Regions from separate parts of the Homo sapiens genome. Here regions 1, 2, 3, 5, 6 and 7 are each linked to region 4. A link is a contact called in ENCODE Hi-C data. All regions are on one chromosome and are shown on one strand. The core of a region is the stretch at or near the end of the contact, and the rest is flanking DNA. Distances in the headings are between cores, read along the strand shown. Region 1 overlaps COL4A2 (collagen type IV alpha 2 chain). Region 2 overlaps COL4A2 (collagen type IV alpha 2 chain). Region 3 holds the start of ANKRD10 (ankyrin repeat domain 10). Region 4 holds the start of MYO16-AS1 (MYO16 antisense RNA 1). Region 5 overlaps CARS2 (cysteinyl-tRNA synthetase 2, mitochondrial). Region 6 overlaps COL4A2 (collagen type IV alpha 2 chain). Region 7 holds the start of NAXD (NAD(P)HX dehydratase).

What was found. A loop is a pair of places that touch in the nucleus more often than their neighbours do. Pooled maps may share reads with other maps.
Region 1: a loop to region 4 is called in a map with no recorded cell type, with 2.4 times the contacts of the local background. The contact joins the enhancer-like site here to the promoter of MYO16-AS1 in region 4. A Hi-C loop is called at or near these places in 5 of 37 single-sample maps with no recorded cell type and 4 of 50 pooled maps.
Region 2: a map with no recorded cell type shows a loop between it and region 4 (6-fold over the local background). The contact joins the enhancer-like site here to the promoter of MYO16-AS1 in region 4. A Hi-C loop is called at or near these places in 8 of 37 single-sample maps with no recorded cell type and 6 of 50 pooled maps.
Region 3: a map with no recorded cell type shows a loop between it and region 4 (10-fold over the local background). The contact joins the promoter of ANKRD10 here to the promoter of MYO16-AS1 in region 4. A Hi-C loop is called at or near these places in 12 of 37 single-sample maps with no recorded cell type and 6 of 50 pooled maps.
Region 5: a loop to region 4 is called in a pooled map, with 5 times the contacts of the local background. The contact joins the enhancer-like site here to the promoter of MYO16-AS1 in region 4. A Hi-C loop is called at or near these places in 3 of 37 single-sample maps with no recorded cell type and 4 of 50 pooled maps.
Region 6: a map of GM12878 shows a loop between it and region 4 (4-fold over the local background). The contact joins the enhancer-like site here to the promoter of MYO16-AS1 in region 4. A Hi-C loop is called at or near these places in 1 of 168 maps with a recorded cell type or tissue (GM12878), 27 of 37 single-sample maps with no recorded cell type and 5 of 50 pooled maps.
Region 7: a map with no recorded cell type shows a loop between it and region 4 (7-fold over the local background). The contact joins the promoter of NAXD here to the promoter of MYO16-AS1 in region 4. A Hi-C loop is called at or near these places in 9 of 37 single-sample maps with no recorded cell type and 5 of 50 pooled maps.

Annotation. Positions count from the first base shown.
Region 1 is chr13:110,386,399-110,390,464 of GRCh38, reverse strand. The region is part of intron 4 of COL4A2 (collagen type IV alpha 2 chain); the gene reads right to left. Among named protein-coding and RNA genes, the nearest start is that of MIR8073, 47 kb to the right of the region's middle. RefSeq lists an enhancer at 2,552-3,416. Within about 2 kb of position 2,269, at least 23 of the 41 ENCODE cell types and tissues checked have a DNase peak (open chromatin) inside an H3K27ac peak, as active enhancers do.
Region 2 is chr13:110,441,046-110,444,979 of GRCh38, reverse strand. The region is part of intron 16 of COL4A2 (collagen type IV alpha 2 chain); the gene reads right to left. Among named protein-coding and RNA genes, the nearest start is that of COL4A2-AS2, 20 kb to the left of the region's middle. RefSeq lists enhancers at 178-367, 438-487. Within about 2 kb of position 1,504, at least 10 of the 41 ENCODE cell types and tissues checked have a DNase peak (open chromatin) inside an H3K27ac peak, as active enhancers do.
Region 3 is chr13:110,912,695-110,916,675 of GRCh38, reverse strand. It overlaps ANKRD10 (ankyrin repeat domain 10), which reads left to right and starts at 1,607. Exons shown (of 6, transcript NM_017664.4): 1 at 1,607-1,951. The coding sequence starts at 1,742. RefSeq lists silencers at 766-925, 1,056-1,715, 1,986-2,355 and enhancers at 293-967, 2,466-2,595, 2,319-2,995.
Region 4 is chr13:109,164,667-109,168,585 of GRCh38, reverse strand. MYO16-AS1 (MYO16 antisense RNA 1) reads left to right here and starts at 1,283. Exons shown (of 3, transcript NR_047700.1): 1 at 1,283-1,567; 2 at 1,876-1,950. MYO16 (myosin XVI) reads right to left here. Exons shown (of 35, transcript NM_001198950.3): 33 at 3,527-3,685.
Region 5 is chr13:110,674,590-110,678,555 of GRCh38, reverse strand. It overlaps CARS2 (cysteinyl-tRNA synthetase 2, mitochondrial), which reads left to right. Exons shown (of 15, transcript NM_024537.4): 7 at 1,453-1,582. Among named protein-coding and RNA genes, the nearest start is that of CARS2, 30 kb to the left of the region's middle. RefSeq lists an enhancer at 1,885-2,504. Within about 2 kb of position 1,920, at least 7 of the 41 ENCODE cell types and tissues checked have a DNase peak (open chromatin) inside an H3K27ac peak, as active enhancers do.
Region 6 is chr13:110,469,674-110,473,185 of GRCh38, reverse strand. COL4A2 (collagen type IV alpha 2 chain) reads right to left here. Exons shown (of 48, transcript NM_001846.4): 29 at 36-257. Among named protein-coding and RNA genes, the nearest start is that of COL4A2-AS2, 8.1 kb to the right of the region's middle. RefSeq lists enhancers at 1-222, 951-1,090, 1,211-1,260, 1,271-1,510, 1,581-1,680 and a silencer at 3,250-3,455. Within about 2 kb of position 1,250, at least 11 of the 41 ENCODE cell types and tissues checked have a DNase peak (open chromatin) inside an H3K27ac peak, as active enhancers do; they include GM12878, where a contact is called at or near this core.
Region 7 is chr13:110,613,727-110,617,466 of GRCh38, reverse strand. NAXD (NAD(P)HX dehydratase) reads right to left here and starts at 1,922. Exons shown (of 10, transcript NM_001242882.2): 1 at 1,820-1,922. The coding sequence starts at 1,865. It overlaps NAXD-AS1 (NAXD antisense RNA 1), which reads left to right and starts at 1,114. Exons shown (of 1, transcript NR_182301.1): 1 at 1,114-3,740. RefSeq lists enhancers at 893-942, 963-1,012, 1,914-2,841 and silencers at 1,293-1,452, 1,463-1,712.

The DNA.
Region 1 (4,066 bases), core at 1,020-3,519, 1.2 Mb before region 4:
CCCACCCACAGACTCCCAGCGCTGGGCTAGAAGGTGTGTGGAGTCCCTCTGGCTCCAACTGCAAAGGTTTCAAGGCTCCCTGTGCAGGGTCACTGCGTGACCTTTGGGAATCTGTGGAGACAGAGACTCCAGCCACCTTCCATGGAAGTCTTCCTGGAATTCCCAACGAGCTCAAGAGCCCTGGTCCTCCTGTGATGGGACATGACCTAGAAACCCACTTTGGAGGGGAGTGGGTCTCTCCAAACTTTCCTCTTCACAGGACAATAAAAGTAGACAGCAAAAAATCCTGAGTGGGGTGATTGTGTCTTACGAATATTTACATCCTTGCACCTAGCATAGTAGCTGGCACCCAGAGCAGGCTCAATACATGCTTTTTGAATAAATGAATTGAGGCCGTTAACACTGAGAGTCTTCATCTTAAATCATCCCATGCCAATAAAATAGGCATTTAATAAAACTGAGTTAATTTCATCAAGTGTGTACTATACTTGGTCAAATGCTATTATCGAACTTAGGAAACACTGATATTTTTGAGAAGGGAGTAAAAGTCATAAAAGAAGTAGGGTAGTTTTAAAAATTTTTAAACTTTTTTTTTTTTTGCTTTAGAAAGAAAAGCACCCACTAACACAATAAACACGAAAGGCTGCTTAAACCAAATGCAGTGAATGCTTATCTTGGTCAGCTGGAGTTCACCTAAGCAAGGACTGGACCAGGCAAGGAGGCCCTGAACAGCAGCCTGCTTCTGGGGCCAGCTTTCCTCTTGGAGCCGCAGTCCTGGAGAATCATGCTGGGAGGTGTTAGTGCTCGTGAGAGTGCACAGAGGAGCACAGCCTACAGTCGATTTGATGTCCATCATCTTCCCTTGCATGGGGAGATTAATAGACCATAGGGAAGACAGAGGGGTCTGAGAAGGACTCCCTGAGCCGGGCCCTCCTGCAGGGAGGCAATGCTGACCACATCAAGCATGGGCTCCCCAGCTGTGAGGGTCATCTTCGCTGCTGCTGATCACTGCTCTGTGATTTCAATTAAATCATGAAGGGTGGATTCTCGCACACGCACACTTCTACAGATACACACATGCACAGATTAGGGAGAAGGGTGATGGTGCTTTACAGATACGAAATGTCCTCCACATGATGCACTACTTTATAGAAAAGGGTGATGGTACTTTACAGACACGAAATGTCCTCCACATGATGCACTACTTTATAGGAAAGGGAAGCGATGTGATCTTTGGCCGGGGTGAGAGCAGGTTTCAACTCCTGTTCTCATGCTGCCAGCGCTGCCACCACTCATTCACGGGCTGGGCTAGGTCTCCTTGAAGAAGCTGATCTGTGAGGACGTCCTGCATGGGTTGGGAGAAGTGTCTTGCCTTTATAAACCCAACCAAAGACATCAGACACAAAGGAAGGATGGGTCTGAGTGTCAGCTGCTTAAAGAAAGGGTGAGGTGGAAAATCTGTCACAAGGAGACAGGATGGAGATCGCAGGGCCACAGCCATGATCACAGAGGGTGAGGGCAGACCGTGAGGAGTGGAGACAGGGGAGCCAATGGGTCAGAAGGGGCCCAAGGAAAGACACAGCTTTGAAGCAGCTGGCCTGTGGGATCACACGAGGAATCTGTCCCCTGGGAGGCAGGGGGAGGTCCCGGAAGCAGTGGAGACCAGACCTTTGAAGTTTGAGCAACACAGTTTATCATGCACAAATTCTGATGTCAGAGTTTTCCCTCAAGCTATATTTAAATTTGAGTCTGTGCTGCACACTAGTAAAACTGCAATCAGTGAGCTAATCAAACCCTCGTATATGTGAGGGGTGAAATAATTTTTTTTGCTGACTCATCACAGGGACACTTTTTCACCATATGCCATATTTAAAGTCGCAAGTATTGCTCTCTGATGGATTAAAAACTGTCTCTCTCATAAACACATTCCTTCCAACAGCATTCATCTTGCTCTGTGGTCTAAAAATGGGGCAGCAGTTTGGAGCATGACAGAGTACAGGGCTCATTCTCTTTTTCGTTCAACGAGTAAAAATAAATCTTGAAATTTGGGCAGAGGAGAGGCCGCGGTGCCAGGAGTCCCAGAAACCTTCCCTTTTCAAGTAGTGTCTGGAGCACCGAGCCACGCCCACACCTACTGGCCAAGAGAAGTCACCAGCGTGCTCCCAGTGCCTCCCAAGGTGCCGGCAGCTGCCTGGCTGCGGCTGGGGAAATGCAGACTGCGCTTGAGGGCTCGCTTGCCGCCGTCCTGGAGGGGCTGTTATTAAGCCTTGTTCTCAGGTTTCATATTGCATAGAAATGTTACCTTACAGCTTAGGAATTCTGTTCCCGTGAAGCTTACATAGGCCCCTGTCCCTCAGCCTTCTGGGCCACTTTTGGCGTTTCCCTCTAAAGGTGGCACTGTCAAGTCTTCTTAACATAATCATCATTTAGTCCATTTTCAGTCATGCAGTCCACGGGGAAGCTTTAGAAACAACCGAGGCACACGTGTTTGGACTGCAGGTAAGAAGAGCAGGCAGGAGGGAAAACACACCCTCAACGCAGTTAAAGCTCTGCTTCTTTAACACACACCGAACTGTCCCAAACCCAGGCACAGCCAAGCCAGGGCAGGTCAGAGCTCCGCAGAGGTGGAGGCCGAGGTGGCTCTGAGCAGCTGCAGCAGCTGGGCGGGAGGGGCCTGGGGAGAAGGAAGCCTCAGAATCGCCTTAAAAGAGGAAACCGTGATGTCACTCCCAAGGCTGCCTACTTGGCCCCATTGCCTGCCTCCGAGTCTCCGGGCTGAGGTGTATTTAGAAAAACCGAACTCCAGATCCCGGAAGCCACCTATTCTTAGAAACAAGCGCAGGGCTCCCTCGGGGCTGCAGCCGCCTGCGTTCCTCCCCAGCTCGGGGCCCCCGACTGCTGGGCTGCCTCCTCGGGCAGGTGTGAGACTGCAGGGGACGGGTGGTGAATGCGGCCGACACTTGGCTTCCCTGGAATGGGTCCTTGTCCCTACACATTTCAGAATCCCTCTGGCCACGGAAACACCCACATGGAAGCGCCCGTGATGTCCGGGCATCACAATTCTCTCCGTGGGGACGTGAGATGCCATTCTCAAGGCCTCCAGCAGCTCAGGGTCTGGCCCTCGGCAAGGCTATTTCCTTCCAGCCTTTGGAAATAGTGATTGTGCTAATGCACCTGGTATATGTGGGTATCAGTCGCTCCTTTTTTTTATTATTATTACTTATTTGAGATGGAGTCTAACTCTGTCTCCTGGGCTGGAGTGCAGTGGTGCGATTTCGGCTCACTGCAACCTCCACCTCCCGGGTTCAAATGATTCTCTTGCCTTAGCCTCCTGAGTAGCTGGGATAACAGGCGCCCGCCACCACGGCCAGCTAACTTTTTGTATTTTTAGTAGAGACGGGGTTTCACCATGTTGGCCAGGCTGGTCTTGAACTCCTGACCTCGTAATTCACCCGCCTCGGCCTCCCAAAGTAATGGGATTACAGGTATGAGCCACCGTGCCCGGCCTCAGTCGCTCCATTTAAGTGAGTTTTCTGGATAATGTTTCCTCATTTAGCACCCAACTGTGGGCCATTTTCAGTAGACCCTTCTAGCAGCCCTTCATGGGGATGGCCAGCAGCCTGGGTTTCGCACGTCCTTTCACAATCAGTAGAAGATCCCATGCTTCCGTCTCTGTCCCACATCATGGTCTTCTAGAGCGTAAGCATCTCACTTTTCTTTTTTATCTGAGTACTCTCTACATAGAAGTGGCTGAATTCAGGTTTGTGGGCCAAAGTGGAGAAATAATAACAATGCTATTATTATTATAATTGCATATTAATATATTACATATCAATGTATTACATACTATTACACAATTATAATAGCAATAGCACTTCTCCACTCCATATGGTGCACTAGTTGCCTTATAAACTCCACATAAAACCTATGAGTATTTTCATTTCCATTTTTTACAGACAAGGAGGGATCAAAGATACTAAGGGATACACCCAATTGCATGGCTAGAAATGATGGCTGAGATTGGAGTGGGGTTGGTGATCCCCAGGAGCCATCCTACTTTTCCAGC
Region 2 (3,934 bases), core at 255-2,754, 1.3 Mb before region 4:
ACTTGGGAGGCTGAGGTGGGAGGATCGCTTGAACCCAGGAGTTTGAGGTTGCAGTGAGCTGTGATGGTACCACCATACTCCAGCCTGGGCAACACAGCAAGACCCTGTTTCAAAAATAGAAAACAACTATAACACTAAGTTTTGTTTTCTCATTCCCTTGAACATTTTTTGAAAGAAAAAGTTTATCATTGAGTCATATCATGAGGTATCTGGACAGAAGAGTAAAGCTCTCTAAAAATCTAGCAATGTATTCCCTCTTTTAAAGAACATGCATGGTTCAGCTCTCAAAATTCAGAATGCCAGATGCCACAGGTATAAGAAAGGTCCATTCTCTGATTACTTTCGAGGTTATCTTGACACCCAGGAGCAGGTGTGCTGAAAGTCATGTTGTTTAGACTGAATTGAGACGGGCTTCACTTTGTGTGTGTTGTTGTGGTCCTGTGGTTTGGACCCGGACTTTCTCTCACGCTAGGTGGAGCTGAAGACTCAAAAGTAAAGACAAACTTCTGTGATTTTAAAAATGAGGTCCTGTTTAGAGGCCACGTCATAAGCTAAGCTAGGAATCCTCAAGTACCTGGCATGACAGGAGCTGGCAGCTGGACACTCAGTGGGAGCTGTGAGCACAGCCACAGACTGGCCAGCTCAGAGGGTGCCCTGGAATTTGTCAAATCTGAGCTTCACTCTGGGCCACGAGCATCACACACCTATGCTGTGGCATCCTCAGCAAACAAAACAAGCACCCCAGACACCACGTGTTGCCATCTCTGCTGAAGGGTCCAAGACAGCATGGGCACTTTGAACCATCTGAAATGCACTGGGCATTATAGAAAACCCATTGGGGAAGGGGGACAACTTAAGAAGCACTCAGGATTCCTCTGAGGCAGCTGGAACCCCAAGAGCCAAAGCAATGAGCTAAAACTTTCCAGGGGAGTTCCCAGCGGCAGGTCAACAGGTCAACTGACTCGGGGGAGGCTGAGGGTTATGCACGACTTAAGGAGAAAATGCACCCTCAGGGTTCATCTGAGACCACTGGCAGTGAAACCCAGATAGGCGGGAACCCTAAGTCAAAATGACGATCAAAACTTTTTCCTCTCTGTTTCTCAGTGGCAAACACAACAGGGTCGGGGAGGCGCAGGGATGGCCAAGGAGGAATCACCCAGGCGCTCCCAGAGTCAGGCTGGCAACCACCCCGGGAAGGACCCAGTGGAGGCTCCGCCGGGCTCCCTGAGACCCCGCTTCCAGGCAAGGTCTGTACTCCTGCTAGCAAGCTCACCACAGAGCCCACCCTTAGGGAAAGCTGAGGTCAGGAGACTGACATGCAGATCACTATTTTAGAATGGATAACTGTGAAGGGCTTTGAAACTGCAACCTCCTTTCTCCCCGGCCCTCCCCCAAATCTAATAACTTATCACTCATTTGAATTCAGTGAGGTCATATATATGATTCATAGGAAGTTCTGATTATGCAATTTTAGAAGTACAAGGTTGATTTTATGTTTTTCAAGGGTGGAAATAACTGGAGTAAGGAAAGTCCTTGGGCAGAAGTCCTCAGGGACTAGCTGACACAAACAGATGAAAAGAATGTATGGCTAGGCTTTTTTAGGGAGATGCATGTTTCTAAAGCTTAAAAGCAGTCTGCTGTCTCTCGTGGTGTGAACTGGCCTGTTATCTTTCTGTTCTTCATTTGCCTGTTGTACCCTTTTCATTGCAGTGGCCGAGGGAGCACCTGTTAGGCTAAATAGAACGCATGTGCCTCTTGAAAGAGGCGCCTCTGCAAAGAAACCCTGCCAGCCTGCAAATGAGATGCGATTTAGTATAAAAGACTAAAGACAGTGAGAGTTCCATAAAAGAACTCAATCTGAGGTCATGTCTGCCACTTCAAGCTTTGCAGAGGAAACCTACACACAGCCACAGGGAACACTGAGGCTGCATCTGGTGAGTCCAAGTCATCGACACTGCAGCCTGTGCAAATGCAACATCCCTGAAGTCCTGGACAGTCCTCATAGAGGACAATGGTCCTATTGAGGGGGGACTTCCCACAACACGACGCGTGTTGGTGTGGCATGTATTCCTCAAAGGAGACTAGGTCTCAACGAACACTTTTTAAAATAACTCTGTGGAGTTATTTCAAAATTATAAAATAACTCTGTGGAGTTATTTCAAAATTATAAAATAACACTGTGGACAGCATTTGCTCAGTTACTAAAGATATGTTTCCCCTAGAAAGAGGAGACGAAACCATCTCTAATTTATCAGAAAATTGAATATAACCAAATTCATAAATGCTACGTCTCCATTCCTTTTTAGAAAAGGCTGGAACTAATAGAAGTTCTGACAATCTCAGTGGGGATGACAGGCAACCAATTCTGTGTTTATGTAGAGGAGGGCAAGTTCCTACCCAGGATATCTTTTCTTTTCTGGTTCCTCCCATTTTGATGCACTGTTTATGTCACCGAGCAGTTGCTCCTTGGAGGGGCTTTTGGTGTCTAGGGGGAGGTGTTGGGTGGGGAACAAATGAAAGTCATGGAGTGATGGCCACCTGGCCAGTGGGATGGCAGAGGGCGGACATAGCTGTGGTGCAGATCGGTGCTCACAAGCACGGCGGCTGCGTCATTTGTGTATGTCTGCCTATTTCCCATTTCTATAGTTGAGTAAACTGCCTCCCTGTAACCCACTTAACTGGAAATATCTGCATCTTCGCAAGTTGTTGCAACTGCAGAAAGTAAGCTGGGAAATGAAAGCCTGACGCCTCACCATCCTCACATCTGGGCCCCAGCCCTGGAGCTGCCAGGTGGCCACTGTTTACACAGCATCTTGTCTTTCATTAACTTTGGAGTTCCAGGGAGCAGCTCTGTGGAACTGCCCTTTTTTTTTTTTTTTTTTTTTTTTTTTTGAGACAGAGAGTCTCACTGTCTCTCCCAGGCTGGAGTGCAGTGGTGCGATCTTGGCTCACTGCAACCTCTGCCTCCCAGGTTCAAGCAATTCTCGTGCCTCAGCCTCCTGAGTAGCTGGAATTATAGGCATGAACCACACCCAGGTAATTTTTTTTTTTTTTGTATTTTTAGTAGAGACAGGGTTTCACCATGTTGGCCAGGTTGGTCTTGAACTCCTGACCTCTATGATCCACTCACCTTGGCCTCCCAAACTGCTGGGATTACAGGCACCTGGAAATGCACTTTTAAATACTACAAGTCCCTTGTGTTGAAGATGGAAAACTAAAGATAATTATAATTTTACCAGCACATGGTAGGAAATTAACAGCAGCACTTTAATCACATGGGGTAGGTGGAAACGGGTTACTTTTGAACGATAATGTCTGCTTTAGCCTCTGTCCCTTTACAATATTTGCTTTTCCTAAGCCATGAACTAGAATGTGGCCTCTGGGTGGGGTGCATTTGGATAGCTCTTGTTCTAGGTGTGCCGCCTTTGGGAGTACTCCGATCAGTAACTGATGTTATGAAAGGCTGGGTGTGATTACGGCAAAGCCTGGCATTGGCTCCCTGGGCTGAGTTTAGCATAAAATAACAGAAATGGGAACAGTATGATCATTGGAGGTTGCAGGAAGTCATCAAGATTGGTGTTAAGTTTGAATGGTCAAAAGCAGAATGCTGGGTCAAGACGGCCCGTGTCTAGAGCCAGTGGAGGTCAGAAAGCGAGTCTGGGAGGCAGGTCCATCTGTGGTCCTGGAACAAGCATGGCGGAACCCCCACCAGGCCTGCCGAGCTTCTGTACCAGCTAACTGAAGCCCATGGGCCTCCAGACGCCACACTACTCTCTGTGCAGCCCTGAGCAGGATTCAACGGAGTTGTGATTCTGAGGCTAGTGATTTTGATAAAACTCTATCTCTGTGCACCTACTAGGACTGAGTGATGGACATACTAGCCCATGGGCAGGCAGCCAAGCCCTGTGTACCACCGAGGTGACTGCATGTTTGC
Region 3 (3,981 bases), core at 358-2,857, 1.7 Mb before region 4:
TTCCTGCTTCACTAACAGATTACAAACTCCCTGGGAGAAGATAGATTCTATGTGTCATATTTTCCATTCATTAGCAATTGCTCACTGAATTGAAATATTTGCTACTTCCCCACTATAGAGTGTTTCTCAATGTGTTTCATTCAGCATTGTACTCAACAAATGTTTGCTGTATGAAGACATGTCTGTGTTGAGTGTTTACACCACTAGTTAACAACTTCCCTTTGTTAAATCTTAGGTTTCTATTTTTTCGTTTTATTAACCAATGCTGCAATATGCTTTCTCGTGCATCAGTACTTCCCTAGACATCTAATTGCCTTGTTCAATTTGTGACGTAGAATTTTGCAAAAAGGAAGTTTACACAGCGAAAAACTATATATACAAATGAAATAAAATACATGATTTAAAAAGACCGCATATTTAGAAGCAAAGGAAATATTCATAAACATTGTGGTTATTCCTCAATAGTGAAATTACTGATGCTTTCATAATCAGAATAAAATTACATATGTAATAAAGTCCGTGATACTGTCATTCAAAATAGGGGATTTGGTACTCCCTTACATTTATACAGTTCTCAACAAAAAGCCTTTTATTGTTTGCTCTGTCTGGTCTTCTCGCTTATCTCTTAAACTTGCAAACGTATAGTCCTAGCCCACCGCACTCGGTTCCGAAGAAGGCGTCCCTCGGACAAAACCGAGGAATCTGTCCTGCTCTGTAAGGAACTAGGGCTTGCTGATTCCCAGATTTTAACGAGAATCCCTGCTCCCCGTAGGCGCTCCATAAATTTTTACTGGACAACTTCACCGCGCGCTACTGGGCCTCCGGGAGACCCGTGACTCCCACCCGCTCTGGGCGCGGGCCCGCAGAGCCTCAACCCGCGCCCCCGGCAGCCGGGATTCCCCGCCCGGACCGGCTCCCAGGCTGGAAACATCATGGTCCGCACCCGGGGCGCAGCCGAGACCCACCGCGCCGGAGGCCCCGGGACCCGCTCAGACCGCTGCTTGGCCACTCTACGCCCCTGAGCCCCCCACACAGCCAGCCCCGTGACCTCCGAGCCCCGTGACCTCCGAGCCCCGTGACCTCCAAGCCCCGGAAGCCGCTGTAGGCAGCGGCCCAGCCAGGCCCCGCCCCCTCCACCGGAGCTCCACGCGTCAATTCCAGCCAGGCCCCGCCCCCGGCCGCCCCAGGCGTGGACCCAAGCCAGGCCCCGCCCTCTGCCTGGCTACTCCAGGCGCCCACCGCCCCAGGCGTCCTCTAGCCCAAGCCCAATGCCCGGCTGCTCCAGACGTCGACAGCCCCATGCCCCGCCTCCTAATCGGCTGCTGCTGGCGTCCTCTGGTCCAGGCTCCGCTCCCTACCCGGCTGCTCCAGGCATCCTCTAGGCTAGACCCCGCCACCTACCGGCCGCTCCAGGCGTCCGCAGCTCCAAGCCCCGCCCTCCGCCCGGCTGCTCCAGGCGGCCTCCGGCTCAAGCCCCGCCCCCTGCCCGGCGGCTCCAGAGGTCCGCGGCTCCAGGCCCCGACCCCTGCCCGGCTGCACAAGGCGTCCTCTGGGCCAGGCCCCGCCCCCAGCCCGGCCGCTCCAGGCCCCGCCCCGCCCCCTCTGTGCGCGCTCCGCTCGGCAGCCTGTGGGACGCGACCGCGGCGCTAGTCTCGTTCCTTTGTGCTGCGGCGGCGGCTTCTCGAGTCCTCCCCGACGCGTCCTCTAGGCCAGCGAGCCCCGCGCTCTCCGGTGACGGACCATGTCGGCGGCGGGAGCGGGCGCGGGCGTAGAGGCGGGCTTCTCCAGCGAGGAGCTGCTCTCGCTCCGTTTCCCGCTGCACCGCGCCTGCCGCGACGGGGACCTGGCCACGCTCTGCTCGCTGCTGCAGCAGACACCCCACGCCCACCTGGCCTCTGAGGACTCCTTCTATGGCTGGACGCCCGTGCACTGGGCCGCGCATTTCGGCAAGGTGGGTGCGAACGCTTTAAGGCGCCATTTTCCCCGGCTGTCCAGTGGGAGTCGGGGAAAGCGGGTCTGAGGTGCGGGGGACGTGGGGCGTGCCGGGATCGCGGGGCGGAAGCGGGATCGACGGCGCCTGTGCCCCGAGGGGCCTAGGGCGCCTGTGCGGCAGCGCTCGCGGCCCGGAGTCGCGGCGGGGCAGCCGGGGGGCGCGGGGCGGAAGCGAGGTCGGTGGCGCCTGCGTCCGGAGGGGCCTAGGGCGCATGTGCGGCGGCGCGCGTAGCAAGTTTCTAACAAGGCGGGCTCCAAGGGTCCCGGCGCCTGTTGGCCGGATCCTGTGCGAGCGCGCGCGCGCGCGGATGGTGCGGGGCCCTCCAGGCCGGGCCGGAGGCGCGAGCGATTTCGCAGAGCCGGGTATTAGGCCGCGAAGTCGCCCAGGCGGCTTCCGGGGAGCCGAGCTGGGGTCAGAGGCGCGCGGGGAATGCCCGGGCGCGGTCGACCTTCTGGTTCCGCACAGCCTCGCCAGTAGCCGAGGGCCGCGCTGCGGACGAGCTCAGCCGAGGAGCAAGCGCCCCGGCGGGACTGGAAGGCCCCGGCAGCTGTGTGGGATGGAGGCCGGCTCTCCAGCTTCTGGGTTTGCTTTAAGGCTTGTAGCTGGCCCCGCTTCAGCAAAATTAGTGACGGCTGTGTTTATCTTGGATCTAAATTACTGCAGAAGTGGTTAAATTAAGCAGAATTCTCTTCCCGTGGAGGCTTTACGTTCCCCTCTTTTTTCTTAAACTGAAAATTCTGGGGGAACACAGTGCTGCTTTAAGGTTTTAAAAGGTTGGATAGCTACCGTTTCCTCATCTGTGAAGTCGTTGGGGTACTTGCTCTCAGAAATCTTAAATAAGATTTCACCGTGCATTTCAGAAGTGACTGGTTTTAATTAATATTTCTTAATTCACTGAAATTCAGGGATGTGTATAGTGTTTTTCTCGTAAGTGATGAGATGGGGTTAAATGGTTTTGCAGAAATATGTGAGAGGTAATGTGAAATAAGTTACTTTAAGAAGGCCTGGCCCTGGTAATGTCGTTACCAGCTGATGAAGTTGCGGTTTACCTTGCTGCCCCTGGTGCTACATTCACAAAGCAGCTGTGTCTTTTGGAAAGCAGTTTCTGATTCTTTTAAAGTGGAAAAGTCACTTTTCTTTCAATAAAAGAAATGAAAAGGAGTTTTGACGATCGGGGTGGGACAAGCAAGTTAATCAGTCCTCAAGGGCTGTTAGGTTCCTGTGGCACTGTCTCTGAAGTTGTGCAACCGTAGTACCTGCTGGAGAAAACAGGTGCCCAGGGGAAATGAGTTTCTTAACAAACAAAAGTAATAAAGCCTCCTCCCTGCGCTTCTGCGTGCAGCCTTAAATAGATTTCCCGAGGCAGTCAGTAATCTGAGGATTTCCTCCCTCCAGAGTGTCTCTTGCTGTGGTTTATTTTTACACTAAACTTTAGGATTCTGTCCTTTCTACCCTGGTTGAGAACGACACAATACTGGGTGATAGTCAGTGAACAACGATCTGTAGAATGCTTAAAGCCTCATTACAGATGGTCACTTAGAAAATTTAATCCAGTGGTGCCTCCACTTGTCTCTGGGGATTAAAATAGTTACTTTAAAATGGTAATTTTTAATGTGTATTTTATCACAGTTTTTTAAAAAACACCGACTGAAATCACTTTTCAAAAGTCTACTTCCATGGGACTTTGAGTAGTAGCTTTACCTTGGTCATCAAATGTTGTAACAAGAAGCAGTTACTTCATTGTTTCCAGCTGTCTGAATCATAGGGCTCTTTGGTCTTAGATACGGAAGGGGCCTTAGAAAGCCCCTGTCCAGTGTCCAAACATTCCCTTCTGAGAAGAAGCCGTTAGGACAGAAATCAGGCCAGGACTCAGGGCTACCGCTTGCGAAGTCCAGGCTTTCTCCCCAGCCCTGCTAACGGCTGCCCTCTTACACAGGTTTCAGGCTCGTGTTCTTAGAAATGTGCTAGTGGTGCACAAGATCCCCTAA
Region 4 (3,919 bases), core at 34-2,533:
GCCCAGCTGATTTTTGTATTTTTAGTAGAGATGGGGGTTTCACCATGTTGGCCAGGCTGGTCTCGAACTCCTGACCTCAGGTGATCTGCCTGCCTCGGCCTCCCAAAGTGCTGGGATTGCAGGCGTGAGCCACCGCGCCTGGCCTAGAGATGTAATTTTTGACGTTCAAATATATGAGCACTGTTTTTGCTGCTTTTTAATATTTGCACATTGTATCTTTTTCTTTTCTATCCCTTTACATTTACTCTTTCAGAATCCTTATGTTTTACTGTTTTCAGAAAACTTAGTTTTTAAAATATTCTGCTAATCATTTTTCATATAAGTTTACATTAAATAAGCCTTTTAAAGTTTATTATAATTAAATAAAGTTTATTTTCACATGTGTTTTCATATCTACTGTCTCAGAACTTTCTCCTTGCCCTATTTTTCCTATTTTATCCCCTTTTTGCATCTTTTGAGTTGACTTTTTATGATTTTATTTTTCTCTCTTTACTAGTTTGGATATTATCTACCCCACTAATATTCTTTCAGGGGTTACCTTTGAGGTTACAACTGGCAAGGTAGGTTTATCAGTGTATAATATTAAATATTATTTTACCCCTCCAAATTTTACTGCCTTTTTAGTTATTCTTTATTCTTTCCTTTATCTCTAAGCATTCTGAGTCTGTCAGTGTTTAATTCCTTTCATTTTTATTTTTTTTCCTAAAAATATCCTTAACTCCCTTTCATTATTACAGGAATTTTTGGGGGGCAGTTATTTTATTTGAGCATGTTAACTATGTTATTTCATTGTCTTTGGACTTCAGTTGCTACTTTTCGAAGATAGTACATATTTTTACCTCTAACTGCTTTTAAAATTAATTCTCGGTCTTTATTTTATAGGTGTTTTACTATGATACACCTAGGAAAGTTTTATGTATCCTACTTAGGCTTTGCAAAGGTTTCTGTTTCATTTTTACAAACGTTGGATTGATTATGGTGTAATTTAGAGACAGTGAGATTCACCTTTTTTAGACATACACATCTGTGCATCTGCAGACATGAGCACTCCAGGTTGTCTATAACACCACATGTCCTTCTGAACTTCATCTCCTGCCATTACGCCCAGCCTCCAGCAACCACTCAGCTGTTTTCTGTCTCCAGCTTTGCTTTTCCCCAAATGTTACATAAGCAGGATCACACTTAGTCTTTTGATTTTTTTTTTTTAACCTCAACACAATGCTTTAGCCATCCCTTTTTTTTATGATGCTCATTATAGTTGATCACTCTTATTTATTGCAGGCTTCATCCATGTGCTAGTTCAGCCTGTGAGATGCTGGTGAGCCCACCTCCAGGCACTCACGGACTCCCCACCCATTGAGTGTGGCCTGGATTTAGTGACTCAATCAAACGTGACAGAGTGCTGGGGTGTCATTTTCAAGACTGGGTTATGTGAAGACTGCAGCCTCCATCTGGGGTGCTCTCTCTTGGATTGCTTGCTCAGGGATGTGGGGAGAGCTGCTGTGCTGGGAGGCTGCCCATGTGAGTTGACTTGGATGTGAACCTTCTGTGGCCTGCCAATAGCCACGTGAGTGACCTTGAAAATGGATCAGCCTTCACTCAAGTCTCAAGATGACTGTGGTCTTGGCTGACAGCTTGATTGCTGTCTCATGGGGGACCTTAAACCAAAGGCACCCTGCTAAGCCACACACAGCTTCCTGGCCCACAGAAACTATGAAATAATAACCATTTCTTATATAAGCCTCCAAGTTTTGGGAGTAATATTTTGCACAGTGATGGATCACTAATACAAGCCAGTCATCAGTTGAAAGACACTGAATTTATTTCCAGTTTTATGTGATTATGAATAATGTCACCATATGCATTTGCATACAGGTGTTTGTGTGGACACTGCTGTCATTTCTCTTGGGAAGATACTGAGGAGTCAGATTGCTGGATCCCGTGAAGAATGTATGTTGAATGTTATAAAAATCTGCCAACTTAAATCTGTTTCCTGGTGCTCTTTCGTCAGCATTGGGAGATGCTCTAACATTTCTCACCAAGTCTTTCTTCTGCTCATGCGCTCCCTCTTCTTTCCCTAAGACTTCAATCATCCTCCTCATTGCCCTTTATATCTCTAAACCATTGTCTGGAGTTTCCATTCTTCCCTTTTGCTTCAATCTGTTTCATTCTGGGGATTTTCTGAGTTATCTTCCACTTCTCCAGTTATTTTTTATTTGTTTTGTTTTTAAACAACTATATCTAATTAAATTTAACTTTATCCTCTGTTGTACTCAATTTTATTACTGCATTTTCCAATTTCAGAATTTCCATTTGACGATTTCCTTATAGTTTCCTATTTCTGCTGAAATTCTCGTTGTTTTATTTCGTGGGGGGCTGAGTAAACATACTTATTTTAAGGCATGTGTCTTTGAATTCCAACCTTTTGAATCCCTGTGGACATATTGCAATTGGCTGCCGTCTCTGCTTTTAATTTTTTATCTTATTTTGTGTGCTCCTATGCCTGGTTATTTCTAACTGTGTTGGACTTTGCATTTGAAAAATGGTTTCTATGAATGTTTTGAAGCCTAGGATGCTATTACTGCCCTTTGGGGAAAATGTACACGTGTTTCTCCCAGGTACCTGTAGGCCTGGTTACATCTGGGCAACTCAACATGGTTCTTGGTTCTGGTTCACTCTGACTCTTGGGAAGAACACTTGAAGGCCCCACCCCAAGGCCTTGGTGGGGCCACGACTCAGTTTCTTGCCCTGTAATTTGAGAAGGCAGTCAGAAGCACAACTTGACTTCTTAGCTGCCTTCTCTGAACAATGTGGGTACCCTTATGTCCCCATGAGCCAAGCTTCAAGTGTGGGCTTCCTTGCTTCGGCTCACCTTGCACCCCACTCCCAGGTCTTCAACTGCTTCCCAGCATTTCAGCATCATGATGGTTCTCCCACGCCTCTAATTAGACTAAACAAACATGCTTTTCCCAGCCCTGCGGGAGGCCCTCAGGAATAGTTGGTCTGAGTCTTCCCATCAGTTATTCCCAGACGCCTTTGTCTTCTTTTATTTGTGAGAGAAAATACTTGCGTGATCCTCAGCTTTTGTACCTGCAATCAAGCCACTTTCTAAATGTGGCACTCATTGATGTACTTAAAATACCTGAAGCCAGTCTGGCACTTATCATTTCTTTAATATTATTTTCCTTCACATTTCTTAGTTTCCAGAATAATTTTTTAATTAAAAATATTGGTAGAGAATCTATTGCCTTCTTCTGCTCAGTATAAGACTAATTTTGGACCAGTTCTTTTAGATTAACACTCCATAAAATTTCGGAAAAGTCAACAAGGAGTGAATAGAATTCCAATTCTTTAACTGAAGCAATCATATGCTGACAATAATACTTGCAGGGGAGTTTCATGGTTTATATTCTATTTTCCAGTTCTTAACCCTACTTCATTTTCATATTTTAAATCCATTCCTCCCAGAAAGTTGATACAGCCTAAAACTTTTGTACATTTACTTCTGAGTTTAAAAAGTGCTTACCATTTGAGATGGAATTTCCATTTTCAGCAGTTATAGCACTAGATAGTGAATTAGATAACTGAATTCCATGGTTATTTGCATTTCTGTCTTGAGTCTCGGAAGTAATTTCTGACGTACTAGGGTCATCTCGGCTACTTATGTTCATGTTAGTTTCAAAACCTAAAATAAATTTTAGAAAACATAATTATTTTCTGATAACATGTACTGAATATACTGAATAAAACATTTGGAGAAAATAATAAAACATCAAATCAAACATTCATGACATTTAAAATAATAATAATCTTTAATAAAATTTGTAGCCTATATAATATTCACCAAATTTTGCCACAACAATGTCAAACAAAAAGGAAAATGTCAAGTGGTAACAATAATTTGTTGCATTCAAACATA
Region 5 (3,966 bases), core at 671-3,170, 1.5 Mb before region 4:
TTCTTAGTAAAGTGACTAGTAATGAAAACGTAGCCTGTCCAGTCTGACCCAGAAAAAGTATCTGTGTCTGCACTCTTTAAATTCATCAAAGGTGATGGACGCCTGTGTCAGTGCTCCCGGGTGGAAAGGGTGATATTGGGACGTTGTGCACATGGGGTGTGCCTGTCCTGGGCAGATGGGACAGCAGGTTTTGGTGAGCATGCGCCACTGGCAGCCTCACCGCACGGTGATGGGCACCTTGCTCAGAGTCTCGGGTCCATAAGCCGCGTTACCTGACACGATCACGCGCCTTTCACTCTGTGTGATTAGTATCTTTTTGGAAAAAACAACCCTGAAACTCAGTTACTGATAAGCAGAGTATTTCTCGTAAGACAGAATAAGGAAAAATGGGAAAACCCCACCTGGTCCACAGTACATTCCTGAGAAATGAGCCTCTGTGGGTTCCCGGCCGCCCAGCTCTCCCTGTGCGCTGGTGCATCTGAGGTGAAAGCGTTGCCGGTGCTCCTGTCCCTCACGTGGGTGAAACAGGAGTGAACGAGAAGCCAAGGCTCCTTCGAAGAGACACAGCCTGGGGCGTGCTGCCCACTGGCGGCTGGAGGGGCTTCCACCGGGGTGGCCGGCTGGATTTCCCTGGTGGGGGTGACCAGCTGAGTTTCTGTGGTGGGGGGTGACTATCTGGGCTTCTGTGGTGGGGGTGAGGTGGTGGTGACAGCCTGGGCTTCCCTGGTGGGGTGACAGTCTGGGCTTTCATGGTAGGGGTGACTGTCTGCGTGTCCGTGGTGGGGTGATTGTGTTTCCATGGTGGGGGTGACTGTCTGGGTTTCCGTGGCGGGGTGGCTGTCTGGGTTTCCGTGGCGGGGTGGCTGTCTGAGTTTCTGTGGTGTGATTGTCTGGGTCTCCCTGGTGGGGGTGACTGAGTTTCTGTGGTGGGGTGACTGTCTGCGTGTCCGTGGTGGGGTGATTGTGTTTCCATGGTGGGGGTGACTGTCTGGGTTTCCGTGGCGGGGTGGCTGTCTGAGTTTCTGTGGTGTGATTGTCTGGGTCTCCCTGGTGGGGGTGACTGAGTTTCTGTGGTGGGGTGACTGTCTGCGTGTCCGTGGTGGGGTGATTGTGTTTCCATGGTGGGGGTGATTGGGTTTCCGTGGTAAGGGTGACTGTCTGGGTTTCCATGGTGGGGTGATTTTCTGTGTTTCCGTGGTGGGGGTGACTGGGTCCCCGTGGTGGGGGTGACTGTCTGAGTTTCCATGTTGGGGTGATTTTCTGTGTTTCCGTGGTGGGGGTGACTGGGTCTCTGTGGTGGGGGTGACTGTCTGGGTTTCCATGTTGGGGTGATTTTCTGTGTTTCCATGGTGGGGGTGACTGTCTGGGTTTCTGTGGTGGGGGTGAATGTCTGAGCATCCGTGGTGGGGTGACTGAGCTTCTTCCCACTGATGTACCGTTTGTCATCTGCAGCGGACTCTGACAAGCGTCATGCCAGTGACTTCGCCCTGTGGAAGGCGGCCAAACCCCAGGAGGTGTTCTGGGCCTCTCCCTGGGGACCCGGGAGGCCGGGCTGGCACATCGAGTGCTCTGCCATCGCTAGGTAAGGTGCCTGCCGCTTCCTGGGGGTTGGGGCTCAAGTTCCCCTGGTGCCTGCTCAGGGCAGCAGAGGATGTGCATGGGAGCAGGTGCAGCCTGGCACGTGTGCCCATGGGTGATTTTTTGGGAAGAGATTTTTGCCGGAGTGTGACGGGCCATGGAACGGGGTGAACGAAACCCATGACACATCAAGCTTTCCTGACCTCAGCACTTCCTCTGTTTAGTGGAGAGGCTGCTTTTTGGTTCACACTTGCAGCTGCCCTGTTCCCTCACCCTTCTCTGTAGTGGCTGGTGCTTGGGGCCCTGGAGGAGAGTGCTTGCACCTACATCCCTCCTCGCTTCGCACTTCTCTAGCCCCCAAATCCCTCTCCGCCTTCCCGCCAGCTCTTCTAGCTCAGGCAACTCGCATGCCAGGGTGCTCTGTGGCGGAAATCTCCAGCTCCTCCCAGATCTTCCTGGAGTCCCCCAGCCACCCTCATGTGGGTCCTCTGTCACCAAAGCTCCTCTTCCCACTGTCTGCCTGGGACCGCAGCTGCCTGCCGCCCCCACTCAGTCACACGACACTGCTCTCCTGGCCCACTGCGGCATCCCCTACTCTGGAAACACCCTCTCTGTCCTGGTTTCTGCCTCTCAGTAGAGCTTTCTCCGCCTTCTCCCTGGTCCCCTTGGACGCACCTGAGGTGTCCACACCCTGTGGCTCTGCCCACAGCCAGGGGCACCTTGGGTGGGGTGTGTGAAAGACAGCATACCGCCCGTGCCCCGTGCTGCACAGCTGCCCATGGGGCTCGCCACAGTTAGTTTCATGTTCCTGTTTTTTTGTTTTGAGACGGAGGTTCACTCTTCTTGCCCAGGTTGGAGTGCAATGGTGCGATCTCGGCTCACCGCAACCTCCGCCTCCCAGGTTCAAGCGATTCTCCTGCCTCATCCTCCTGAGTAGCTGGGATTACTGGCATGCGCCACCACCCCGGCTAATTTTGTATTTTTAGTAGAGACGGGATTTCTCCCTGCTGGTCAGGCTGGTCTCGATCTCCTGACCTCAGGTAATCCGCCCGCCTTGGCCTCCCAAAGTGCTGGGATTACAGGTGTGAGCCACTGCGCCTGGCCCACGGTTAGTTTGTTACCGTGGTGCTGGTTTGTGTGGCCTGACCCTCTGCAGGCAGCAGGGTACCCAGCCGCGCGTTTAGACTGTTCCTAGCGTTTCAGTGTTACAGATCTCCTTAGTGAATAACCACGCGTATGTTTCCTATTTGTAGAAATGGGTTTTTTTTTTCATTATATTTTAACTTCTAGGGTACATGTGCACAATGTGCAGGTTTGTTACATCTGTATACATGTGCCATGTTGGTGTGCTGCACCCATTAACTCCTCATCTACGTTAGGTATATCTCCTAATGCTATCCCTCCCCACTCCCCCACCCCATGACAGGCCCTGGTGTGTGATGTTCCCCACCCTGTGTCCAAGTGTTCTCATTGTTCAATTCCTACCTATGAGTGAGAACATGCAGTGTTTGGTTTTCTGTCCTTGTGATAGTTTGCTCAGAATGATGGTTTCCAGCTTCATCCATGTGCCTACAAAGGACATGAACTCATCCTTTTTTATGGCTACATAGTATTCCATGGTGTATATATGCCACATTTTCTTAATCCAGTCTATCATTGGTGGACATTTGGGTTGGTTCCAAGTCTTTGCTATTGTGAATAGTGCCACAATAAACATACGTGTGCATGTGTCTTTATAGCAGCATGATTTATAATCCTTTGGGTATATATCCAGTAATGGGATGGCTGGGTCAAATGGTATTTCTAGTTCTAGATCCCTGAGGAATCGCCACACTGTCTTGCACAATGGTTGAACTAGTTTACAGTCCCACCAACAGTGTAAAAGTGTTCCTATTTCTCCACATCCTCTCCAGCACCTGTTGTTTCCTGAGTTTTAATGATTGCCATTCAAACTGGTGTGAGATGGTATTTCATTGTGGTTTTGATTTGCATTTCTCTGATGGCCAGTGATGATGAGCATTTTTTCATGTGTCTGTTGGCTGCATAAATGTCTTCTTTTGAGAAGTGTCTGTTCATATCCTTCGCCCACTTTTTGATGGGGTTGTTTGATTTTTTCTTGTAAATTTGTTTAAGTTCTTTGTAGATTCTGGATATTAGCCCTTTGTCAGATGGGTAGATGGTGAAAATTTTCTCCCATTCTGTAGGTTGCCTGTTCACTCTGATGGTTGTTTCTTTTGCTATGCAGAAGCTCTTTAGTTTAATTAGATCCCATTTGTCAATTCTGGCTTTTGTTGCCATTGCTTTTGGTGTTTTAGTCATGAAGTCCTTGCCCATGCCTATGGCCTGAATGGTATTGCCTGCGTTTTCTTCTAGGGTTTTTATGGTTTT
Region 6 (3,512 bases), core at 1-2,500, 1.3 Mb before region 4:
GGATGGGGCCCCCGGCTCCCCGATGGGGCACTCACCTCTGAATCCAGGGGGGCCTCTGTCTCCGGGAAGGCCTTTAAGCCCAGGCTGTCCAGGCACACCAGCATCTCCCCGTGGCCCGGGCTGAGCTCCCAGGACTTCTCCAGGGAGGCCCCTTTCCCCAGGGGGCCCATCTGGCCCTGGCAGGCCGATGGGACCTGGGGATCCATCTGGGCCAGGGAGGCCCACTGCACCTTTGGATCCTCGGGGTCCTATGAACCCTAAAAGGAAACATGGGTGGGCCCCAAACCACAAGTTAGCATGGTGACGTTCTAAGAGAAGAGTCAAAAAGAGGCTGGAAACAGCAAAAATTTGGCTATGGGGTCCTCAGAAGGCATTCCTCAGCTCGAGCCCTTGTCCCTGTCGCCCTTTTTGGAACCTACAACCTTCGCCATGTCGTTCTGTTGGTTATGTTTCTTCTGCTTGCCCCGCCATTCGGCCCCCCAGCCCTAAAACTGAGTGAAGGTGGACAAGCCAACAACGCCTCCTTGGACCTCGATTTGCATAATTCATGGGTTCCCCTGCTTTGCAAATAAGCCCCAAAGAATAGCTTTTTGTGGGACCTTCTAGGTTGTGCTGAGTGAGGAACAGCACTTCGGGATGGAAAATCCCAGGGAGGCAGGAACGAACAGGGCCGTCAGAGCCAAAACGCTGCCTGCCGTAACATCTCCCTGGTAGAAACCCGTCACTGTCGGTTGGGAAACGCTTCAAAGAGGAACGACACCCCTCTGTTGTATTGACCATGAAAATCATCAAGTCCCAATCCCAGCACTTTGGGAGGCCGAGGCGGGTGAATCACGAGGTCAGGAGATCGAGACCATCCTGGCTAACACGGTGAAACCTCGTCTCTACTAAAAATACAAAAAATTAGCCAGGTGTGGTGGCGGATGCCTGTAGTCCCAGCTACTCAGGAGGCTGAGGCGGGAGAATGGCGTGAACCCGGGAGGCGGAGCTTGCAGTGAGCCAAGATCGCACCACTGCACTCCAGCCTGGGCGACAGAGTGAGATTCCATCTCAAAAGAGAAAAAAATAAAAAGAAAAAAGAAAATCATCAAGTCCCATCTGCGGATGGAGGGAAGGCAGCTGTCCTGTGTCTTTTGTGGGTGCCACTGGATAAAATGATCTCATCAGGTCACTTCCTTTTTCGGTGCAGTCAGCCCTGACATGGCCTCAGAATGAACTCCCACAGCTGACAGTCACGCAGTGCTCAGAAGGAAAGGCTTCTGAGGTCACCACCACCCCCGCTGTGCATGCAGGAGAGAAGCCTGCAACGATGAGACTGGCAGGTGATTCTGTGGGACAAGATCAAGTACACGGCAGGCTCGGCACTCCTATGTATGGATACGGAAAAGGGAATGTTTTCTGTGTTCTGTGGGGTGTATCCCACCAAAAAGATCCAATGAGCAGGGCCCGGGGACCTCCTGGGCCGGTAAAGCCATCACTGCCTGGGAGCTGGGAGTAACTGGAATACAGAATAAAGGATCTGGATTAACCTGACGTTAATCAGCTAGACCGTACTCAGAGTTTTAACGGTGTGATTTACTCACAATGAAGAGACATGACTTTCACTGGCAATGTTACAAACTGTACCCAGGGAGCCATGCACTTGGGTTTGCATGTGTGGGTCTTAGATCTGGAATAGACTCTCTGATTTTTGCAATCCTTGAATTGGGCATTTTATCCTCTTCTGCATGTGGCGACAGAAGGGCAGTATATTTCAGCACCATAAAAAGTGACATGCGTTTCAGAAACTGATCAGTTCCTCAATCACCACCCACCCCCAGCCTGCCCCAGCCTCCCTGTTCATGACGTAAGGGCTCACATTTGATGGTGGAACAGGCTCCCAACTCACGTGGGCAACTGTCCAAATCACCTGATAATGGGTGCATCCCATCCATTCCCCCCTACAGGGGAGCCCCGTGTGGCGTTCACGCACACATGGCTGGGCACTCCAATCACAATTACCAGAGAACTTTCATACTCACAGCAAGAAGCTGTTCAGGAATTATTATCCTTCTCTCAAAATCATGAATGCTTAAACTTAGTATATATGAAATCATGAGAGTGGCAATGTTACACTTCTAAATATTTAGACACTTCCAGCAGGGCAACAAAACCACAGAGACCAACCCCTGGGGCAGAGGCATGGAGACTTCCTTTGCTTCATTCGAATGCAGAGTTGTTTTTACCAGGGCCTTGATACAGACACAGGAAGCCTGCTTCCCAATTTTGCAAAACATGGAGAAACGCATCATATGAAAGGAAACAGGGTCAGGGTTTGGAACAATCCCTACGGGCTGCAACACAAAATTCCGAAAGATACCATCTATCAGGGACGGACAGACACTTCTGCATTGAGGCTTAAATCAGCTATCTGAGTGGAGGTCAGGGGAGGGGCAGGGTTCAATTAGTCTTCACTGGGAACATTTGCAAGATGTTCAACCTAAGGGCGCAACAGTCCCGATGTTCTGTGTGATATTCCAGACATGGGGAGCGCTTTATTCAGTTTCTAGAGCCCAGTTGGAAAAGAATCCTGATAAGTGGGGGTCCTAGAAGGTTGCTCAGAATTCCAAGGGCATGGAACGATGTCATTAAAAGAAAGTATGTGTTCCCGGGGTCAGTTCTGCCTGTTCATGAGACGTCTGTGGGAGATGTGGCCGCCTCTCTCAGGGTGTGTGGTTATGAGGAAGTCAACTGTGTGGCTCAGGAACAGCCCGGTGAGAACTCCCTGGGAGGCAGGCTGTATTCCAGGGAGGAACTTTCTAGCAACAAGAGGGTTCCAATGTGCCACAGGTTCTAGGTGACAAGTGGGACTCCAGCAGAGGCTGCAGGAACCTGCCCAGGACCCTGTGGAAGGATGTTTCATCTCGGGTGGAAAGTTGTCCACAATGGCTTCCATGGTTTCATTAGACAAACACTATTGAAGATGTGTGCGGCCTGGCACAGTGGCTCACGCCTGTCATCCCAGCACTTTGGCAGGCTGAGGCGGGCAGATCACCTAATGTCAGGAGTTTGAGACCAGCCTGGCCAACATGGTGAAATCCCCGTCTCTACTGAAAATACAAAAATCAGCCAGGTGTGGTGGCACATGCCTGTAATCCCAGCTACTCAGGAGGCTGAGGCAGGAGAGTCGCTTGAACCCAGAAGGCGGAGGTTGCAGTGAGCTGAGATTGTGCCACTGCACTCCAGCCTGGGTGACAGAGCGAGATTCCATTTCATTAAAAAAAAAAAAAAAAAAAAAAAGACGTGTATGCCCCTGCAATCAAGGCAGTGCCATCACACTCATGCACATCGCCTGTGGCACAACTGCAAGACACCTATGTCTGCAGACGCCTGGCTGCATTCCAGAGCATGCTGACACGCAAGTGGGTACTCCTCACCAGAGCTGGTTAAGGGAAACCTCATTTTCCTCCACATACAGATTAATGCCTTAAGCTCTTGCAGCCACATTGTGAGAGGGCTATTTATGCCTTTAA
Region 7 (3,740 bases), core at 673-3,172, 1.4 Mb before region 4:
TCAAATGTTAACACAGAAACATTTACATATAAAGATCAAAGTTCTGAAGGATAAAAAGGCCTTGACAATAGGCGACTTAAGATGTATCCCATTCGGTAACTCTTCAGACAATTCTGAGTCTGGAAGAACAGGTTAAATTTGTTTGGCTTTTGTTTTAAGGAAGCGTGTCTGGGGAAGACTATCACTGCTGCTTTGTGCTAAAAGTGCTTTTAGTACTGGAAAATTCTACTTAAAAAAACAAAAATACTTTAAGTTAATGTGAGTTATAACTAATTTAGAGCATTTAACCACAATCCCTAAGTTAACTGAAATATTTCCTAAAGCCTCAGTAATATACAACTCTACCTGGCTTTTCGTAAAAGTTTAGGCAGTCTGATAATAAATCCTCAACCAAGCGCAATGAAAAATCTTGCTACTAATCACGGTGTGTGAATTTAAGGTAAAGAGCTACAAATAAATCTCTAAATAAAGTGTTAAGAAGCCTCCCTGCTGGTGTGAGTGAGGTGCAGTGTAGAGTACCCTCTCAGCGCCACCCAGTGCATTCTCAGTGTGTGCTGATGAAAACAAAAAGCCAAACTCTCTGACGATGCCCAACATACACACAAGGTAAAATCTATCTAATGACTACAGCAACAAATGGTGCGTTTAACCATTTCGGCCACTCACTGGCTGGAGAATCCTGGCTAAGTCACTTTCTCTGAGCTTCTATTTATCTTCTATACCAAGGTGGATAACAGCAATCTCTCCTTATGAGAAATGAGATATACACGAACTACTTCCTGTATAAAATATGTTAGATACACCAATACCAACAAGGCAAACAGAAAGACAAAAAAACCCTATGAAGAGATGGGGCTCCAAGCACTTGCTCAGCTCCTGTTTAAATTCTTTCTACCTTATCCGTTCTATTTGAAAAGGCATCTCAGCGTGCAAGGACCAGCCAAGGCCAGGGCAGGGCCCTCGGGGACATCTGGCCAGCACTTCAGGTTCTGGGGATGACTCAGGTGAGCCTCCCTCCCCAAGGGACCTCCTACACGCACACACACACCCCGAACCGGGGGCGGGCGAAGGAGGCCTGGCTGGTGGAGTCCTTTTCTGCGGCCCAGGCGTCGCAATATCCAGTCCCTCTCGTCCAAGGACGTGCAGGGTCTGTACTTGCCCAGTCGCACTGGGACTTCAAATTGGGGATGCAGACACGGCCCTGCTCCTGGTGTGCGCGAAGCCCGCTCAGCCGGCCAGCTCGCCTGCACGCCCGCCGCGTCCCTGGGCCCCAGGAGGGCCCCCGTATCCAGCTCCGACCAAACAGCAAGCCCGCAGTTGGCGAGCATCTTTCCCAGACCGGGAGCGGGGACAGAGCAGAGCAGACGGATCCGACCAGCGCACCACGGCGCCCCAGGGCCCTCCTACCGTCCTCGGCCCTCGGCCCCCCGTTCCCCGGCCACCGCGCGGGCTCCGCCGCTCCTGGGACGCGCACTGGCTCCGGCCCGGCGCCACCCTCTGCCCCTCTGTCACCCCGCACGGAGGCTCCCATCACCCAAGCCGCGCCCAGCCGTCGCCGCGCCGTTCCAGGAGGCCTCCGTCCTCTCCCTACTCCGCCCCGCAGGCCACACGGCGCCCCGGCCCCGCGCGCGGGCTGCCCCTCGGCGGCGCTTCCCCCCCGCGAGCCAGCAGAGGCGGTCAGCGGTCGGGTACCTGCGTCCAGTGGCGGCCCGTACAGCGCGAGTGCGGCCGAGAGCAATGCGACAACGACCGCGCCGGCGACGGCAGTTCCGGCCCCCGCGCGTGTGACCATCCCCGGGCCAAATGGAATCGACCTTACCTCGTCTGCAAGCCCGGATTGCCCCACAGCGAGGACCCAGGGCCATCGGGCAGCATTCCGGATTCCCAGCTGCCCCCGCGCCGTCGCCGGAAACACAGCCATTGGAAGCGTTTTCCGGTTTCCCGACCGCCTCCGCGCGGCTGTCGGCAGTGGGATCCCAACTCGCTCAATCACACCCGGTTCTAGATGATTGACAAGCGCGACGCCCAACCCGGCCTGGTCCCAGCTCTGGCCTAAGAGGTTCGGCTGGAAGGCAGGTTGAAGAGTTAACAACGATCTGGTTCAGGGTCTGGTTTGTGTTTATCGGCCCATTTTTAGGCTTGCGGCGTTATAGAAAATGATTTTGCTGGCAGGTGGAGTGCCGAGGCCCACTATGTGCCCCCAGTATAGCAGTCAGGTGCCTTTCTGCTCCAGGCGCAACCTCTGCCCTGAACCCCAAACCAGCTCGCTGCGAGGCCCCTTCGCTTTCCACCGTCTCAGGTCAGGGCAGCTCCATCACTCCAACGCTGAGGCCCAAACCCCTGGAAGGCATTCTGACCTCTCCTGCCCTCCCACCCACGCTCCTCCTGTGGCTGATGGCCTCTTACCTCCACTGCCGCCCTATTTGAAGCCACCGTCATGGTGCTAAAAGAAACTTGTGGGGCCAGGTGCGGTGGCTCGCGCGTGTGATCCCAATGCTTTGGGAGGCCAAGATGGAAGGATCGTTTGAGCCCAGGAGTTTGAGACCAGCCTGGACAACATAAGGAGACCCCCTTCTCTACCAAAATTTTTTTGGAAAATTAGCAGGGGATGGTGTGGCACACCTGTAGTCCAGCTACTTGAGAGGCTGAGGTGAAAGGATGGCTCAACATGTCAGAGGCCTTTTAACCAGAGCGATTCCATCTTGAATAGGGACTGGGTAAAATGAGGGTGAGACCTACTGGGCTGCATTCCCAGGGGGTTAGACATTCTTGGCCACAGGATGAGGTGGTGGGCACAAGATACAGGTCACAAAGACCGCACTGATAAGATGACACAGTAAAGAAACTGGCCCAAAGCCTACCAAAACCAAGATGGCCACAAAAGTGACCTCTGTGTCCTCATTGCTCATTATTTGCTGATTATAACGTATTAGCATGCTAAAGGACACTCCTACCAGCGCCATGAGAGTTTACAAATGCTATGGCAACATCAGGAAATTACTCTATATGGTCTAAAAAGGGGAGGAACCCTCAGTTCCAGCAATTGCCAACCTCTTTCCCAGAAAACTCATGAATAATCCCCTCCTTATTTAGCCTATAATCAAGAGATAACTATAACTATGTGTGGAGTTAGTTCCTGCCGGTGGGTTCATGGTCTCACTGACTTCAAGAATGAAGCTGCGGACCTTCACAGTGTTACAGCTCTTAAAGGTGGCATAGACCCAAAGAGTGAGCAGCAGCAAGATTTATTATGAAGAGGCCGGGCGTGGTGGCTCATGCCTGTAAGCCCAGCACTTTGGGAGGCCGAGGCGGGTGGATCACAAGGTCAGGAGATCGAGACCATCTTGGCTAACACGGTGAAACCCTGTCTCTACTAAAAATACAAAAAATTAGCCGGACATGGTGGCGGGCGCCTGTAATCCCAGCTACCCAGGAGGCTGAGGCAGGAGAATGGCGTGAACCTGGGAGGCAGAGCTTCCAGTGAGCCGAGATCGGGCCACTGCACTCCAGCCTGGGCCACAGAGCGAGACTCCACCTCAAAAAAAAAAAAAAAAAGATTCATTATGAAGAGCAAAAGAACAAAGCTTCCACAGCATGGAAGGGGACCCAAGTGGATTGCTGCTGCTGGCTGGCGGGGGTGGGGGGGTGGGGCAGCTTTTATTCCCTTATTTCTCCCCTCCCATGTTCTGTTTCTGCCCTATCGGAATGCCCTTTTTTCAATCTTTCCTGCAATTGGCTAC